Regions from separate parts of the Homo sapiens genome. Here region 2 is linked to region 1. A link is a loop called in an ENCODE intact Hi-C map of the cell type or tissue named here. Cell type or tissue: chondrocyte. All regions are shown on one strand.

The links. Peaks named below come from ENCODE experiments on the same cell type or tissue, not always from the same donor. Only the 100,000 strongest peaks of a DNase experiment are listed, where the experiment ranks them.
Region 2: a loop joins it to region 1, with 5 times the contacts of the local background. A loop is called at or near these places in 1 of 110 quality-filtered maps.

What each region holds. Positions count from the first base shown.
Region 1 is chr2:106,468,578-106,472,577 of GRCh38, forward strand. It overlaps a transcript of RGPD3 not described here. Among named protein-coding and RNA genes, the nearest start is that of RGPD3, 2.2 kb to the left of the region's middle. In chondrocyte, CTCF peaks have their summits at 2,278 (motif pointing left) and 2,481; no DNase peak of the experiment used is centred here.
Region 2 is chr2:106,580,598-106,584,597 of GRCh38, forward strand. No RefSeq gene overlaps it. Among named protein-coding and RNA genes, the nearest start is that of CD8B2, 95 kb to the left of the region's middle. In chondrocyte, CTCF peaks have their summits at 2,123 (motif pointing left) and 2,333; a DNase peak (open chromatin) is centred at 3,760.

The sequences.
Region 1 (4,000 bases):
GGCGGATCACTTGAGGTCAAGAGTTCAAGACCAGCCTGGCCAACATGGTGAAAGCCCATCTCTACTAAAAATACAAAAATTAGCCAGGTGTGGTGGCAGGTGCCTGTAGTCCCAGCTATTTGGGAGGCTGAGGCAGGAGAATCGCTTGAACCCAGGAGGTGGAGGTTGCAGTACGGTGAGATTGCCCCACTGTACTCTAGCCTGGATGACAGGGCAAGACTCCATCTCAAAAAAAAAAAAAAAAAAAAAAAAAAAAAGACTAAACTGTGATTTGAGGCAGCTGAGGAACTAAGAGCCCAGGAAGAAAGGACAGTAATGAAAAAGCCAACAAATGAGACCAGTATTTAGTGGTATTTCCCCTATAGGCAATTATTTATTCAAAAATACAGGAACAGCATTTATTTGCTTAACTGCAGATATGCAAACAAAAAATTTAAATGGTCTTAGTTACTATCTACATGCAGATGCTTCCAATCTTAATCTCTAGTCATGACCACTGATCCTTTTTTGATTCCTTTAATTCAATTTATATATCTCTAAGTGAATATCTTGTCAACACTGACAATCAAGACTAAGATGTATTTATTCTATTCCAGATTCTACTCTAAAAGTCACCAGGAAAAATTCAGCTCCACTGGTCCTGGCTCTAAGTCTACTAGCAAAATCTTCCAGAGAAGTGGAAAAGCCATCAGCCAATGTGTTAGACTATCATTTCCATGACCTTACACCTATCAAAAAGGCACTATTACCAGGCTTATAGAATTCTAAAAAAGTTGGAAACCATTTTCCATTATAAAAGAAATTCTTCCAAATCACACAAAACACTCTGACGCTTCTCCAATTCCCCCTTTCAATGTTCCGCAAATGTGCTGGTTTGAAGGAAAAAAAATTCAATGTGGCACATGTTTAAAAATATAATGAAGACATAGACATTATCAAATACAACTGATAGCACTAACCTTCCCTTTGAACCGTCCCTAAACATCCACACTCACATGTCCTTTAAATACAAACCACTTTTCTCCAGGCTTCCTAACTTGGTAAATCCAGGTACCTTCCCAGGTCGTTCAGAGAATTGGGAGCCTCGTTCCACATCACTTTTCCCCAGCCCAGCAGCACAAAACCAATCAGCTGACAAATTCATTTCCACCTCTCAAGGCCTCTCATATTAATCCCTCCTTTCCACACATATACTGCCCTAGCTCAGACCCTCTCATACTTCTTAAACTGACACAGACAACCTCACTTGGAGGCTAACTGGTCTCCTTATCTTTAATCCCAAAATACACCTATTTACCACACAGATCCAAAACCTCGTAACTCCTTTCTCAAAATCCTGTAATGCCCTGTCAATTGCATTCAGAAGAAAACCACCTTTTCATCCTTTCTCCCTTTAAGAGCACATTGGTAAGAGTGTAAATCCCAGTTCTACCACTTAGTAGGTTTATTTCATTTGTAACCTCTATCTCATTTGTAAAAAAAAAGAATCATAGTACTCTCTTCTCAATAAAACTGTTCTAAGGAAATAATTAATACTAATAAAGCACTGAGAACAATGCCTAGCACATAGAAAATGCCCAAAAAAGGTTATTATTGTTATCCAAACCCTATCCTGCCTCACCCTACAGACTACTTGTACTTTTATAAGTATTTATTCTACAGATTTATTGAGTCCTTATGACTAGGAGATGAAGATACAAATATCCATTAAAAAATGTTCCGCATTATCTAGCCTTCCTGCCTGTGCCTGTGTGGTTTCTCCTTGCCCTGAATGCTCCTTTCTACCTACAGATATCCTACTCAACCCCAAGGTCCAAACGAAGACTGACATGTCTCTCAGAGATGAGGCTTTGATTTTGCCATGTCCTCCCATTGGATGTCATCTTCCCATCAGTCAATCAACGATGGTACTCTCTTTTCCACATTACTGAGTCATGAGTCTTTCTTAAATTCTAATTTCTTATGCAGACAGTACATCAACTCCACACAATTGTGAGATCCCTAGATGGAAAAGAATGTATCATTTCCATCTCTCCAGCACCTTCAAAAAGTATCACATACATCACAAGGGAGGTCAGTGTATGTTAACTGAATCACTTCTGTTTGAAAACATTTATTCTGCAAGTAGAAACTAAAATTAAGTTAACCATGGAAAGAACTAATGTTTAACCAAACTTCTTTAAAAAATGTTAACTTTTTGGCAACACCTAGTCCTTTTCTTACCTCGTCCAATGATCCAAGGAGTTTACTAAGAGGCTTTGGAGCACTAACGCCATCTAGTGGAGTACTGGGCCGAGGCATTGTGTTGGACATCGTCAGAGAGGGAGCTGGCAGTCCAGGAATAAAAACCTTTCCCACCTTTAAGCAATAAAAACATGTGGAAAAAAAAAATACTGCCTTTAATGCATCACATCCTTAAATAAAATGTTAAGGAATATAAACATATATTTCTTTTGATATTTCTAAGTTTATGCTCAACAAACACAGCAAAGAAACAATTCAAATGTCAATAATCTATTGAATTCCACTATCCAACTGTAAATATGTTGGTATAATTTCTTTTTTTTTTTTTTTGAGATAAGATCTCACTCTTTCCCTGTGGCTGGAGTACAGTGGCATGATCTCAGCTCACTGCAGCCTCAACCTACCAGGCTCAAGTGATCCTCCCACTTCAGCCTCCTGAGTAGCTGGAACTACAGGCACATGCCACTATGCCTGGTTAATTTTGTATTTTTTGGTAGAGACGGGGTTTCACCATGTTATCCAGGCTGGTCTTGAACTTCTGGGCTGAAGCCATCTGCCCACCTAGACCTCTCATACCTTAGTATAATTTCTCTTGGTTGGATTCCTTCTCTTCATTACTGAAGACTTTTTTGGAAGGCAAGGAGAGGAATGTTAATATAGTCAACACATTATATAAAAATCTGTACACTATGTACTCTTCTACCTTATTGGTCATAAAGACAGTAAGAACAGCGGCTGGGCGCGGTGGCTCACGCCTGTAATCCTAACACTTTGGGAGGCCGAGGTGGGCAGATCACAAGGTCAGGAGTTCAAGAGCATCCTGCCTAACACAGTGAAACCCCATCTCTACTAAAAATTAAAAAAAAAAAATTAGCCGGGCATGGTGGCAGGCACCTGTAGTCCCAGCTACTCTGAGGCTGAGGCAGGAGAATGGTGTGAACCCGGCAGGTGGAACTTGCAGTGAGCCGAGATCGTGCCACTGCACTCCAGCCCAGGCAACAAGAACGAAACTCTGTCTCAAAAAAAAAAAAAGAATGAGTTGACAATCCATGCTAACCACTCCTTATTTTGGCTATCTGTAGGGTACTTAGCAAAAACAGAAATTCACATCTGTACAGGCTGAAAACTTGATAAGACTAAAAAGGAGATGCTCAGAACTAAAATGAGATCTTAACAATGTACATATTCATGTTAACACACTACTCAAAAGCTAACAAAATAACAGAAGTTGCCCCAATAAAATCCTTAGGCTTAAAAAACAAAAATAACAGTGAGAACTAATTATGCATAATTTTTTAAAAGCTATCTCAAACCCCTAATTTACGAAAAGATGGAATAAGCACATACCATGCTATTCCCTCATTAATCACCAAAAAGAAAAAAAAACTGAATAAAATTTATAATGCAACTAACAGAAGATTCTGAAAAAGTGAAGAAAAGAAGACAAACTGGCTAGTAACCTGAGACCCAGGAATGACCTAATGATGAATTCCCTAGGTTTCTGGTTTTTTTGACTCCTTACATAACCAGGCCTCAGGCTTTCAAAGAGCCTATAACACAGACATGCCAACGTTCACAGACAAAACACGCCCTAAGAAAATCTTAGTCTTTCCAGCCAAAGTGTTGGGAAAAGAATGACCAACCAGGACAGAAACTTTTCACTATATCTGCCCTACTCTTTACAAACACCATGAAAAAAGTCATGGCCGTCCCTTCCTCCTCATCAGGAGGCACAGTGAAAATTTTGAATGTCCCT
Region 2 (4,000 bases), 110 kb after region 1:
ACTTTCACTCATAAATCCACAAATCAGAAAAAATTCTTCGTTGGGCCATACGTCCATCTTTTTTCTTTAAAATACTGTTTCTGCAATATTAAGCTTAATTACTCCTATCCGGGTTATACTTAATGCTAAATTGTCGTAATCTTAGTGCCGAGTCCCCCCAAGCAACTGCAGTTTTGCTAGAAGCTCTTTAGCTCAGCTCCTCTGAGGGCTCTGCCGTCTGTCCCTCAGCTTCCATGTCCTGTGGCTCCCCGGATGGCAGTGGCTTCCTCAGCCCCTGCAACGTTACCTTTTATGCTTGTGGATTCTAATGTCTACCAAGCAATCCTCACTTAGACTCAAGGAAGAAAACTGGGTGAATACCCCAATCTCGCTGCAAGGCCCACACCTCACAGGTGATGACAGGGGCAGGAAGGAAGCCACACTGAGTGGAGGGTGCTGCCGTGAGCCTGCCCACCGCGTCCTGGTTTAGTCGCTAAACTTACATTTCCCTGATCTTGTCAGAAGTTCTCTCTAGGGAGGAAATGTTTTGGATATTCACCTCATTTTGATGGTGAGCGGCTTGAAGCAGTTTGGAAGTTGCTGTCAGTACCGAAGCCCTTCAGATCTTCACGCTAATTTCCGTACAAAGAACTGCTAGGGAAATTCCTACTCTGTTTCTCATCTTTATTGAAGCTTAAACTCAAATCCTTGAGCCTGTGAAACATGTCCTTTTCCTCTATAGACGCTTCATTTTCACAACCCTGCACGAAAACTGCTTAGAAGCATTCCTTTCCATCTGTCACCCTCCTTCACTTGGGTTTCTTCATTCCTAGTAGGGTTTCTTCAATTACCTTCTGCAGAATAGCACTAGGTCCAGTCCCCAGGGATCGGCAACGTATAAGCCCACAGCCAGCACCGCAGTGGAGCCTTCTGTTCCTTCCCATCCCTGATGAGATGAGAAACTTGAGTGGCAGATTTGCTGGGAACCGGATCGCAGGGTTGCTTTTTAGCCACCCCTGTCTATCAATCTGCCTTTTCCCTCAGCATGTGCGCAGTAATTTATCCAGCTCTCCTTCACTACACTTTGTTTGGAGTGTGTGTGTGTGTGTGTGTGGGAGAGAGACAGAAAGACAGGGACAGAGAGAGAGACAGAAAGATAGAGACAGAGAGAGCTACAGAGAGTTAACTGAGATACAGAGACAGAGGTCAGAGACAGAGAGATAGGGAGATACAGAGACATAGAGACAGACAGAGATAGAGACAGAGATCAGAGACAGAGAGAGGCAGATAGACAGACAGAGATACAGAGACAGAGACAGAGAGAGACTGAAAGATAGACACCCGCCCCCCCACACACACAACGTATTTCTTCAATCAGTTTCATTTCCATACCATAGGTTTTATGCTTAGGGGAAATCTCATTTCTTCCAGATAACCCTGGGCTTTTCAAGCCTCTAGTCTAAATTGCTTCTGTGAGGATTCATTTATCTCTTTTTCCATAACCTGAGTTTTGAACTTCTTGTCCGTTTTCTCCTCCCAGTGCTTTCTTTTCCTTTTAGCCTGGGAATGGAGTTTTAAAGCTGAGAGTCTAGGTGGACCGCAGGGGAGTCCTGCACAGCACCGCCTCCACCCCACGCATGGCAGGGAGACCTCGCTCTCTCCGCGGGCCCTAGAGGTGCTGCGCTGCTCGCGGCCGGCAGGAGGAAGCGGGCCTCCCTGCTGTTGCCTAGGATATGTCCCGAGGTGCCTCCCATCGGACATCTTACGTGGGTGTTTTTGCTGATGCGTTTTTGAAGCTCAGTTAGGTCAAGGAAGTGCCTATCTGTGATTGAGCTTGGGAAGCACTCAGGACATATCTGGCATTTTTCTGGCTCATAACCAAACAAATCACAGCGCCCCTCCACCACAAAAAAAAAAAAAAAAAAAAGAAAAAAAAAAGAAACAAATGCCTTGGCTTGTATGTATGGAGTAAACGGACCAAAGTGGGGTCAGATATCTGCTTCTGTGAGTTCGTTCAAGTGGGGAGAATCCTCCTAACTGCAAGTGGGGCTTGAGCAGATGCCCGTGCCCGGCTGATTCTCCTACATGGAAAACTTCCAATTTCGCTCGGATTCAGGCTGCTTCTGGAGCTAGTCTCCCAGCTGGGGGAAGTGAGCGGATGCTGCCATCTAGAGTCAGGATGAGGTAAAGCGGCCAAACCCCTTGGGTTAGCGTTTTCTATTTCCTCTCGCTTTAGAATTCTCTCATTATTTGTTTTATATTCTTACATCGCATTGACAATACCCGGAGGAAAGAATTCCAGGCAATGATTCTGTCCTTAGCTGTCTGGTGGGATGCTATTTATTCACATATCTATAGACTCCCCATGTGTGCCTTGCACAGTGCCAAAATCTCTGAATTCAAGTAGACAATAAATATTCTTGTCAAATAATCTGTGCCCTAAGGTCACTTATTAAATCAGTTATTTAAAAGGAATGAGTTTATCTGTGAAACCAATTTTAGAAAGGATGATAGCTGGGTCATTGGTTACATGCATTTAAAATGCTTACGTATTTGACAAATTCCAAATTCCAAAGAGGCGGCGCCTGTTTACCTCTAACAGTGTGTAAGGGTACCTTTCCCTCCAACACTGCAAACATTGTGTATGGTCAAGCTGGTAAAACAATTTTTACTTGGATATGTGAAAAAGGATCTCTTATAATAACTAGTTCGTGAATTTTAAAATGTGAGGTTGAAATTGCTAAGAACTTATTTAAAGTCATCTATTTATGTATTTATCTATTTAGGATTGTGTCCTATCATGTCATTTGCTTTATTTTTATTAGGTTTTTGTTTTACTTTTTGCTATTGATTTGATACTTTTTTTATGTCATAAGGAAATTGGGTTTTCGTTAGATTCCTTGTAAACACAGTTTCTCCAGTTTTCACTTGACTTTTGCATTTGCCTATGTTTTGAAAATAATTTTGTCTTGAAGGCATTTTGAAATACTCTGGTTATGTCCATGCATCTTCTCCTTTATGGCTTTTGGCCTTGGGAGTACTGTTGATCTAGATAAAGAGATAAACAGAGTCCTGGCGCCTAGCTAGTGATAAATCATTTGCTGAATGATGAGTCCTTCCATGAAGCCTTTTTGTGATTGTGCTGATTTTGCATCCTTCAGATGATCAGTGCGGATACTTTCCCTGCCCACACTAGAAGACCATTGGCCATGCCCATGGCAAGGAATAGAGTGGAGGGAAGTCCCAGGGCGTCAGGCTCCGGCTCCACTTCTCTGCAATGCTCCTGGCAGGTCCTGCATGCCTCCTGTGACTGCTGTACCTCAGGTTCCCTCCTTTCCTGGTGTCAAAACTGTGGCCTCAGGTATGCACTCCCATCAAACATAGCACAATCCACAAAGAGGCTATGTCTTTCCATCAGTGCTTTTCAAGAATTAGGAGGCTTCTTTAAAACAGCACCTCACCTGTCATGGCCCAAGTGCGTCAGGTGCCTGTGCGTGGAAACACAGAAGCTGGAAGAGGCCTTGGCGGGCTTAGGATGGAGCGAACCTCAGCTCTTCAAAGGCAGGGATGCCTTAGGCATCTAAGGCAGATCTGTTAACAGAATAGTCAGTCCTCAGGTTAGCTGTCGGACACCTTTTAAGTAAGAAGGGCCCACTGATGTGGTGGCAGTGAGAGGTGACAGCAGCCTAGCAGCCCTCGCTCACTCTCAGCGCCTCCTGGGCCTCGGTGCCCACTCTGGCCGCGCTTGAGGAGCCCTTCGGCCCGCCGCTGCACTGTGGGAGCCCTTCTCTGTGCTGGCTGAGGCCGGAGTCAGCTCCCTCTGCTTGCGGGGAGGTGTGAAGGGAGAGGCGCCGGCGGGAACCGGGACTGAGGGCGGTGCTTGCCAGCGCAAGTTCCAGGTGAGCGCGGGCTCCGCGGGCCGCGCACTCCCGGGCAGTGAGGGGCTTAGCACCCGGGCCAGCAGCTGTGGAGGGCGCGCCAGGTCCCCCAGCAGTGTGGGCCCGCCCACGCCTTGGTCGAA